Regions from separate parts of the Homo sapiens genome. Here region 2 is linked to region 1. The links are chromatin loops, found by intact Hi-C in ENCODE. Cell type or tissue: PC-3. All regions are shown on one strand. Links, peaks and the distances in the headings refer to the core of each region. The heading gives the core; the rest is flanking DNA.

Region 1 (5,390 bases), core at 131-5,130:
CAAGAATCCAAAAAAACAGGCACATATTTAAAGTTTAGTAGGACAGTAATATCAACTAGTGTCTTTAGTTGGTGATGTTTTTTCTCTTTTCTTTAAGTCTGTCAACATCCATTATATCTAGGGAAAATGTGGTCATAGAGGGTTGTGGGTTTTTTTTCATGAAAGTAACATTCTGGATAGATTTTTTAAGGGAAAAATAATTAGATTTTATGTGTGTGTATAATATGTATGTATATATCATTTTTCCTTTGAGATGAAAGAATTAGTAAGAAATTTTTAAGAACTAGTAAGGAACTAATCTATTCAGCTGTTGGCAGATTGATATGTGGTAAGGGTTTCCTAGGACGATTACAAGAGTGAGCTAAAAAAAATCAAGGGAAAAATTCAAAATATTAGGAAAAATATATCATATATATGTCAAGGTTAATAGATTGAAAAATATTCCCCCATTGATTTGTGCAGCAAAACTGCAGGCAATTTTAGCCTACAGGTGACATAGTAAATACAATTTTTGTTCTTGAGCTTTTTGACATTGTTATCTTACCACGTTTAGCAAAAGGTATCAAATCGATTTAAGCTCTTAGGATAATGTTTGGCATATTATAAGAAATCAGTCTGTGTTGGTGATATTGTTGTCATCATCATTGTGGTTATACTTCATAATTGGTGGATTGCTAAGTAATCTAGCAAATCTGAGAAATGGACCTTTTGGACGATAGAACTCCACTTCTGAATAAGAAGATGGCAGTTAGCACATATTTGGGAATCCTGTGCTTATATTGATTACCACTGGGCAGAAAACAATCCCAAGGCAGAGTGATGTGTTCAGTCATAATCTGCCAAAGAGTAACCTGGATCTTGCTTTTAATTTTGGGGCCTGGGGAGGGGAATTCCAATTTAGCCTGGAAATTAGAGGCTACTAAAATTACCTATAGGTGATGGTTTTTATCCAACTTGTCACTCCTAGCCTGAATAGAAATAGTAGGAGTTACTGAAAGTCCAGAATCTCTGGAAAATGTTGAAGGCTCAAACCAGGTGCCTGCAGTGGTCTTGGTGTGGCTAATGAATTTCTGTTAATATCTATCATTTTGATTTTTCTGAAGTTAGGTGATAAGAAGGTAATCAAATAATCCACAAATATTTATTCAATGCCTATATAATAAGAATCTCCAGACATTTAAAATGTTTCAGATACTGTCCCTGTCCATAAAGTGTTTACCCTCTTTCGATGAGAAAAATACTTTGAAAATATTTATTTTTTAAATATATTACTAGTAACATCAAAGGTATAGCAGAGAAAGTAAAATCTCATAAGACTTCAAAATGTTGCCTATATACTGTGTGCTATCATAATTGCAAACAGGTTTTAGTGTTTTGTAAGCACAGCTATGAAAATAATTTACCTACCTGAAGTGAGCATATCAGTCACAGAATTAAAGACTTAAAGAGTTAAACTTATTTATCTGTTTTTGTTGCTTGGGATTGTAGATATTTTAGCAAATAATAACATGTTTTAGAAAATACAGAAATGAATTCCAAATTTCTGCCCAGCAACTCAGCAATGAGAATCTTCCTTATGTCCAGTCTGCTTTATTTATGCTAAGTCAATGTGCCAATGTTTTTTTAAAAATTCCCAAAGAGTTCAGAAAAACAGAACAATCCGTATCCCTTTGCCCCACCAAGTAATTCTAAATCATAACTTTCTGATTCTTCGAGATCTTATCCCTATTTTCCAACTCATTCATTCAAACAACAAATGAGGAGAGGTGGAGAGGGAATGAAGGAAGATAAATAATAGGTGATAAATTTGGGGAGGAAAAGTAAGAAATGAAAAGACCAATCAGGTAGGATGGAACGTAGGAACACTGTAAAAATTCAACCTGAAAGTAAACAAGTAAGCTTATAATAGTCTAAAACTGAGTAAAAAATTTCTATCCATACACCTACTATGTACCCACAAAAATTAAAAATTAAAAAATTGTAAAAAGTTCCGTTCGAGCTTCTCTAAACCTGGCAACTAAAAAAAAAAAAATCAATTACATATTAATGAAGTCATTCTCCTCTCCTTCATTAGAATTTTAGGTCACTAAACTCTTTTCACTTATTAATTGGCATCAGTATGTTGATTTACTAAGGATCACAGAGTATATCCGCTGTGGAAGCAAAACCGGACCTGACATTTGCTAGCTCAGTCTGCTGCTTTCACATATTTTTTTGTTAGAAAAAAAAAAAACTGTCTCTCTTTGCGAGAGTAAAGACGAAGAATTATCAGAGAAAATATGCTATTATTTTACCAAATTCATCAACTATAGAAAGTAGAAGCATTCCTTCAAATATCAGTAGCTGTTTGAAACTTTTGATTAATCAGTAACCCTACAAAAATAATATGAATATGAATAAAGATAATTTAGAAGACACCTATGAGTAGCAAATTACATTGATTATAAAATATAGTAATTTAAATACAGTCATATATGTAATGATATAAAAGTAAAATGTTAGAGTTTATGAATATAAGTTATATTGAATTATTCTTAGCTAGAAAAATTTTAAATTAAGACTTTATCACAAAAGAAAATGTGAATGTAGGATGTCATAGGATTAGTTTACATTTTGCTTTTTCCTAAAGTATTATTCTATATAGGGTATAAAATTTGCCAGTGCATACACACTCATGTACACACATAGTGTTTACATATCGGAAATGTATTATATATTTCATATATGTATATATCACAAAGAATAAAATATTTCCTGTTAAAATGTATTTGGTAAAAATCTTTATAAAACATGTTTTCATAATAACTAAAAGCATACTGAGACCGAACACAATTTTATATATAAAATGTAATTCAAGAAAGACTTTTAAGTGCACTATAAATACATTTTAATACATGAGTATGTAATGGAAATTTTCTGATCTTTCTCTGCCACCTAGTGGTATACTCGACAGTTTGTCTTTTTTAAAAGGCTAGTGCAAAACTTATTGAATTGGAATTTACATATTGGAATTACAGACTCAGTCATTTAATACATATGAAGTTATGAGTAAACAGAAACAGAAATGCAGTGTATGCATTGTATGGTATTCATATATTACCTTGTCAATTACAAGGTTTTCCAAGGCTTGCTTTGCTATTTACAAAATGTAAAACTTCAAGGTTAGAACGAACAGGATAGAGCTGTTGCCGTAAGGCATAATCTTCCAAATCAGGTTCCAAAGGAACTGTCAAATGTTATGTGAAGTTTTAAAAGTCTAACTAGCTATCATGTACTGTTTAAGTATTTGTAATCATGTAGGAATTTCTCAAGCACTTGTATGTACACTGGTTCACTTAGTTATGTCACATAAATTAAAATGTATATGATGTATTTGTTGTCAATACTAACTTTAGAAATTAATTACCTATAAAAGCAGAAAAATATATTGAAGTTATTTGGATAGAATGATAATTAGACAAACAAAAATAATTATTGGTTGCACATTCATGCTCTTCTGTGTGGTAGAGAGTCTATTTTCTTGAATGAAGGAGAGGTTTGCGAGAGCAGATACATGTAGTTTCAAAATAAATGATAAATACAGAAAGCCATACATTTCTAAAATAAAACACTCAAAATGAAAAGTTCAGGTGTGTGTTATTTAAAATGCTCATTATACTCAAGGACAATATTGATAAGTTAATATCTTTCCTTTGAAATATTTGCTTAGTAAAAAGAGCTTGTTATCAGCCTCCCGCTGCCCCTGTCTTCATCCACCTGCTGGGAGATGCACGTGCTTTTGTGAGGGAAGGCTGGTGTATATGAAAAACTTACTGGGTCTTTATAATTATCTGTAGCTAAGAGAAGCAACTTTTTCATATAGTGAGAATTGACTAATGCAAAGATTAAAATGTCCTGGTACCTGGACACAATTAATATTACATATTATAGAAAGGGAAGTGATTTATTATAAAATGAACGAAAACATATGACTTATTTGTCTTAAAATTAACATTAATAGAAAGGAATGAATATCATTTTTTTTCTTTGAGAAAGGTCAATGTACCTTTGCACCTGTTTCTGTACTCTTAATCTGGGAAATGACTATTCTATAAGATTAGCATTCATAATTAATTTCTAACCCTGTTATATTGTTACAGGATCATTGGGGTGTCATTTTTCTGGTCGGAAACCTCTGTGGGTGGCATTGTTGCCCTAGTTGCCCTAGTAGCTCGGGCCTACTGGGCTTGTTTTACCTGCTTGTCCTGGCAATCTGCACTCAGCTCACACTACCAGCCTGGGTCCCATACTTGCCAAGCGTGATTCAGGTGTGGAACAGCAAAGGGTGTGTGAATGAATGTGGGGTCTAGCCACTGAGCACAATCAGATGTGACAGCTACCACAGCGGGACAGGCAGCTCCAGGTGCTGGCTTGAGATGCCAGGAACTGCAGAGCCCCAAAGAGTCACCGCCCTGGCTACAGAAGCTTCCAGGTCTGGGATTTCTGAAGGGCCTCAGTTCTTCTTTACTCTTCAGCAGCAGTGTGTCGAGCAAGGGACATGTTTCAGCCCTGTTTGTGTTACAGCTCTTTTAGCCCCACCATTTGACAGATCCAGAGTTCTTCTCCTACCACCATGAAGAATGAGATATGGAAACAAGTGGGACTATGAGCAAGATGAATAGGAGCTTTATTGAGTGATATAACAGCTAAGTCTCCTGCAGGGGGGCAGCTCCTTTCCACAGCCATGCAGCCACAGTGTCCAGATGAGTGTTCAGCTCCTAGCAGAGAGGAGGCCCTGGAGTGGGAAGCTTCTCTCTGCAGGGAGGTTGTCCTGTCTCCCCAGCTCTCAGCAGAGAGGAGGCCCTGGAGTGGACTGTTCCTCTCTGCAGCTAGTTGTTCTGATGTCTGTTCTGCTCTGTCTGAGCCCTGGGGTTATATGGGCCTCAGATGAGAGGAAGTGTGTGCTGATTGGTCCATGGGTGGCCATGGGTGGCCCGGAAAAGGCACCACATGCACTTACTCCAGTCTGCATGACTGGCAGCCTGACTGCCAGCCTTCAGGCCTTCCCTGGCCTGAAGGTGAGGCCTCACTGGGGACTGCCCCCTTCCACCCAGGAGCTTGTCTGTCTCCTGCTGCCATCTATGGTGCCCAGGCTGCTCATGCAAAGGGGCATCTGTAGGCCAGCACAGGGCTGTCCTTAGTCTCCCTTGGCCTCCCTCACATGCCTGTTGGCGCCCGAAGTCCAGAGGGGCTCGAGGCAGCAGGGGCCTTGTGTCTCAGCATTGTCCCAAGTGTGTGCATCCCTGGCCAGGCTGCAACAGTGCCCAGGCTTGGCCCCACATTGCTCCAAGACTGGAGTGGATGCTGACAGTGGGGAGAAGCCAGACAGTGGGAGCAGGTACTTCCAAGCC
Region 2 (5,390 bases), core at 208-5,207, 1.4 Mb before region 1:
GTTGTCCTTTTTGTTGATGTTGATGCTATTCCTTTGTTTTTTAGTTTTCCTTCTAACAGGCTCCTCAGCTGCAGTTCTGTTGAAATTTGCTGGAGGTCCACTCCAGACGCTGTTTGCCTGGGTATTACCAGTGGAGGCAGCAGAACAGCAAATATTGCAGAACAGCAAATATTGCTGCCTGATCCTTCCTCTGGAAGCTTCGTTCCAGAGGGGCACCTGCCTGTATGAGGTGTCTGTCGGCCCCTACTGGGAGGTGTCTCCCAGTCCGGCTACACTGGGGTCAGGAACCCACTTGAGGAGGCAGTCTGTCCATTCTCAGAGCTCGAACGCCATGCTGGGAGAACCACTGCTCTCTTCAGAGCTATCAGACAGGGACATTTAAGTTTGCAGAAGTTGTCTGCTGCCTTTTGTTCAGCTATGCCCTGCCCACAGAGGTGGAGTCTAGAGAGGCAGTAGGCCTTGCTAAGCTGTGGTGGGCTCTGCCCAGTTTGAGCTTCCCGGCCACTTTGTTTACCTACTCAAGCCTCAGCAATGGCAGATGCCCCTCCCCACTCCAGCCTGCAGCCTTGCTGGCCAATCTCAGACTGCTGTGCTATCAGTAAGCAAGGCTCTTTGGGCGTGGGACCTGCCGAACCAGGCATGGGAGGAAATCTCCTGGCCTGCTGGTTGCTAAGACTGGGAAAAGTGCAGTATTTGGGCAAGAGTGTACCTTTCCTCCAGGTACAGTCTGTCATGGCTTCCCTTGGCTAGGAAAGGAAAATTCCCTGACCCTCTGCGCTTCCCAGGTGAGACGATGCCCCGCTCTGCTTCGGCTCACCTTCCGTGGGCTGCACCCACTGTCCAACCAGTCCCAATGAGATGAACCAGGTACCTCAGTTGGAAATGCAGAAATCACCCATCTTCTGTGTTGATCTCACCGGGAGCTACAGACTGGAGCTGTTCCTATTTGGCCATCTTGGAAGTGACCTCACCATTTTGTGCTTTTAAAAGACTTATTGATCATTGTACAATATTTCTAAGCAACAACAATGTGATCATAAGTTTTAGAAACTTCCCCACAATATTTTGTGGTAAAAAATGTCTTCCAGATTGAATTATTACAATTGTTACTGTCATATAATTGATCAAAACAACCTAACTAGTTCACATATTTTACTGGAAATCCATAATTTACTGAGATGAATTAATATTCTTACTGCTTGACTAAGTCAGGGTTTGTTATCAATTCCATTCCAATTTTTTGTTGTTGTTGGTTTTGGGTGTAAGCATGATTTATACCCAAATTATGGTTATAAGTAGAGACAAAATTACAATATCATCCAAATTTAAATGCATTCCTAATTTACTTGTCCATTTTAATGTATGCAAATTTTAGATCAAAAGGAAAATAATCAGATAGTAATTTATTGTCAAGATTTACTTTTAGTAAGCAGAGCATCAGATGAAAACTTATTTCAATTTGTTTGTTTGTTTGTTTTGAGACACAGCTTCTGTTGCTCATCCTGGAGTAGAGTGGTATAATCACAGCTCATTGCAGCCTTGGCCTCTAGGCTCAAGTCATCCTCTCACCTCAGCTCTCCAGGTACCTGGGACTACAGTCAGGTGTTCCGGGCCTTGCTAATTTTTTTCTTTTTTCTTTTTTTTCCTTTTTTTTTTTTTTTTTTTTTTTTAAGAGATGGGATCTTGCTATGTTACCTAGGCTCGTCCTGAACTCCTGGGCTCGAGATATCCTCCCACCTTGACCTCCCAAAGCATAGTTTTTCTTTAATTTTGTTAGAATCAAATAATTTAAAAGATAGTTTAGCAACCACTTGACTTAACAAAACTTTTGTTGAACAATCATTATAGTGATTTCCTTTCTCTTTACAAACACTAATAATTGAAAATTCTCTTTGACTAGCATCCAGAGGTTTTTAATACCACAGGGCAATGCACTATAGTGAGACTCAGAAGGGATGAGAAGTAGGTGTTTATTTTGTAAAATGGAAGAACAGCAATTGTGAAAAAAAAAGAAAGGAAAGAAAGAAAGAAAGAAAAAAGAAAGAGAGAAGAGAAGAGAAGAGAAAAGAAAAGAAAAAAGAGAAAAGAAAAAAGAAATAAGGCTGGAAACATGGTATAGCACGTAAACCAAGTTCGTTGGGGAAAATGCAAAGGACATTGAGGATCAGAAAACTGATTGCCTTAACACTCTTTAGATCAGCCAAATTTTCCAGAAAGTCTCCAAGTACCCTCAGAAGCGTAAGTTTACCAGTTGGAATTGCATTACTACAAAGCCAATTCTAAGACATAGACATGAAACACTCTGAGAAAAGCCTTGGCCACAAGATGTCACCAAATTTCCACTTTCTACTTTAAGGTGCTATTATAAGCTTCCTTCCTTCAAAATGATCCGCAGCAGCATTTGGGTTTTGAACAAGAAGAGGACAGATAAAGTACTCTGATTCTTTCTTAATTTTAAAAGAAAAAAAAAATCAATGGGTAAGAAGGGAGGATGAAGAAAAATAAATTAGTTTTGCAGTATTATCACATGTTATCTGGGCCTTAACAAATTAGTTTCTAGTAAAATGTGATCCAATGAACACATTTAAATAAAATTAAAATTAAACAATTTAAAGTAGGTACTCTAAAGTGGAAAAAAATCTTGTGTTAATTTGCTTAGGAATCTATTTTGTTTTAAATAAAAAGTAAATAAAATGAAAAAATATTGTAAAAATGAAGATTTTATTAAAATCCTGAGAAAATTGATAACTTGTCAATAAAAATAAGCCTATCCCTCAGAGCAAATTTGTGTTAGAATAAAAGGCATCTGTTTATCCATATACATAGCTCTATGCAGCCCCTAAAACATTTTATTATTCAAGTTTACTTAGTGTTGAAAATGTTACCTATTGCTTAGTTATTCAAGACTGTTATATATTTATAGTATTTATTGTACTGTATGTATGTTGAGAAGTTAATTATTGATATGCTAAATTTGTTATAGTTGGGAGTTAACTTCATACAGATTAATATGGATTAAAAATCCAAATTTCTCAAAATTCTAGATTTTTAAAACATATAGACATTCAAATTACATGTCAAGTTGTGAGTATTAGCATATTCCTCAGTTTTCAGTGTGAATATTAGCATATTCCTCAGTTTTGAGATTATTGTTTCATAAATGTTTCAAACCACATTATTATGTATGTTAAGGGTATTTTAATTAATCATTCCAACTCTGGCATAAGTAGACAAACTACTTAGTAATGTCAAACCAAAATAATATTCTGGCAGTCTCTGTCAGTAAAATGTCATTTTATCTGAAACATGAACAAACTAATTTCTGTTGTTGTTTTTGATATTTTTCTTTGAACATTATAAAAATTTTCAAACATAAAGCAAAATTGAAAGAATTTTAAATGAGTACCTGTATATCTTCCACAAGGTCCTACTATTAACAGTTTAGTATACTTGCTTTATCATATCCATCCATCAATCCATCCCCCATCCATTAAATCTCTTTTATTTATGTAAGCACTTTAGAGTTCAATATTTGTGTGTGTTTATGTGAAATGTACATATACTACAATGTACAACTCTTAAGTGTATATTCACTGAGTTTTGACAAATACATACATCTGTACACAGTCAAACCCATATCACGATATAGAACGTGACCTTCCTGTAAGAAAGTTCTCATAACCTTCACAGTAAATTCCTACCCCAACAACTCTCCAGAGGCAACCAATGTTATTTTTTTTTCCACTGCAGATTGGTTTTGTTTGTTCTAGGCTTTCTTATAAGTGGAGTCACAAAGTATGTACCCTTTTGTTTAAATCTTCTTTCACTAAGCCTTCATGTTGAATGCAATGTATAATTCATTTATTTGTATTATAGAGGAGTATTTCACTATATATGCCATAGTTTGTTTATCCAATCTCTAACTGAACATGTGAGCTATTTCCTTTTTGAGGCTTTTCTGAACAAAGCTGCTATGAATATTCTTGGATATGTCTTTTTGTGAATATATGCTTTTATTTCCCTTTAGTAGATGCTTATTAGTGAAAATGCTGGGCCATAGTGTAGGGATATCTTTAGTTTTAGCATTTAGCATTTAGTTGTGGCATTATACAATCCTTACAAAAAATGTATGAGAGGTCCAGTTTTTCTATAACATCACTAGCATTTGGTAATGTTTATCTTTCTAAATTATAGTCATTCTGGTGGTAGTGTCTTGTCTCCTGGTTTTAATATGTATTTCCATAGTGACAGTTGACATCGTATACTCTTTAATGATTTTATTGGCAATTTGTACTTCTTTTTTTATAAATTGTCTATTCAAATACTTTGCCCAGTTTTAATTAGGTTATTTGACTTTCTATTGCTGAGTTGTAGGAGTACTCTATGTATTCTGCATACCCGTCCTTTGTCAGGTGTGAATATTTCTTCCAGTCTTAGCTTTATTTGTGAATATTTCTTTGTGAATATTTCTTCCAGTCTTAGCTTATTTCTTAATGTTCATTTTAATTAGCAGAAACTTTTAATTTTGAAGAAATATAATTTATCAATTTTTTCTTAAATGATTTTACTTTCTGTACCTGATGGTACCTTTGCTTATCCCCAAGTCATAAAAATATTCTATTTCCCTTTAAAGGTTTTATGGTTTTAGCTTTTATGTTTAGGTCTATGATCCAAAATTGATTTTTCTGTATAGTATGAGGTGTGAGTCAAGGGGTTTTGTTAAAATATGGATATTTAGTATTCCAAGGGACTTTTCTTTCCTCATTGGCTTTGTTAAAAAGCAAATGTCTATGTAAGTGCAAGTGTATATCTACGTTCTTTATTCTATTCCATTCATCTGTGGATCCTTATTTTTACCACACTGTCTGGATTACTACAGCTTGATAGTAACTTTTGCCTCTAACTTTGTCTTTATTTATATACTTTTTGGATAATAGCTACTGAAGATAGGTGCATATTTTAATATTATGTAAGTCTTATGAAAAATGACAACAAATTGCTTTTGGGGGCTTATGAATTTCAGTCTTAATTTGGGACATAGAGAAAAGGAAGCTTTTTGTTCTTATCAACAACATAAAAGCACTTGAAATTAGCCAGAGGATTGTCTAAATAATCCCCAAAATTTTACTTTGAGATATTTAATTTAGATATTTAAGAATTTGTACCAAATTCATTTTATAAAATATAAGCAATATGCTTAGGGTGTCTAGCTAGAATATTTTAGGCTAAACACTGCAACATCGGCTCAGGCTTCCCACTTTATAGCCATATCTATTTGCCTTTTTACCTCATTTAAATGAAATGAGGCTTGCACACAGTTTAAGTGCAGACCAAAATCCTTTATTCAGATTCCTACTTTATGCTCCCAGCCAAATTCCTTTATCTTTACT

What was found. Hi-C counts contacts between places; a loop is a spot of excess contacts. Peaks named below come from ENCODE experiments on the same cell type or tissue, not always from the same donor. Only the 100,000 strongest peaks of a DNase experiment are listed, where the experiment ranks them.
Region 2: it touches region 1 in a loop (11-fold over the local background); 3 of 110 quality-filtered maps call a loop at or near these places.

Annotation. Positions count from the first base shown.
Region 1 is chr3:86,771,835-86,777,224 of GRCh38, reverse strand. No RefSeq gene overlaps it. Among named protein-coding and RNA genes, the nearest start is that of VGLL3, 220 kb to the left of the region's middle. In PC-3, for the core only: a CTCF peak has its summit at 2,952 (motif pointing left); a DNase peak (open chromatin) is centred at 2,944.
Region 2 is chr3:88,177,524-88,182,913 of GRCh38, reverse strand. No RefSeq gene overlaps it. Among named protein-coding and RNA genes, the nearest start is that of C3orf38, 30 kb to the right of the region's middle. In PC-3, for the core only: CTCF peaks have their summits at 2,107 and 2,318 (motif pointing right); no DNase peak of the experiment used is centred there.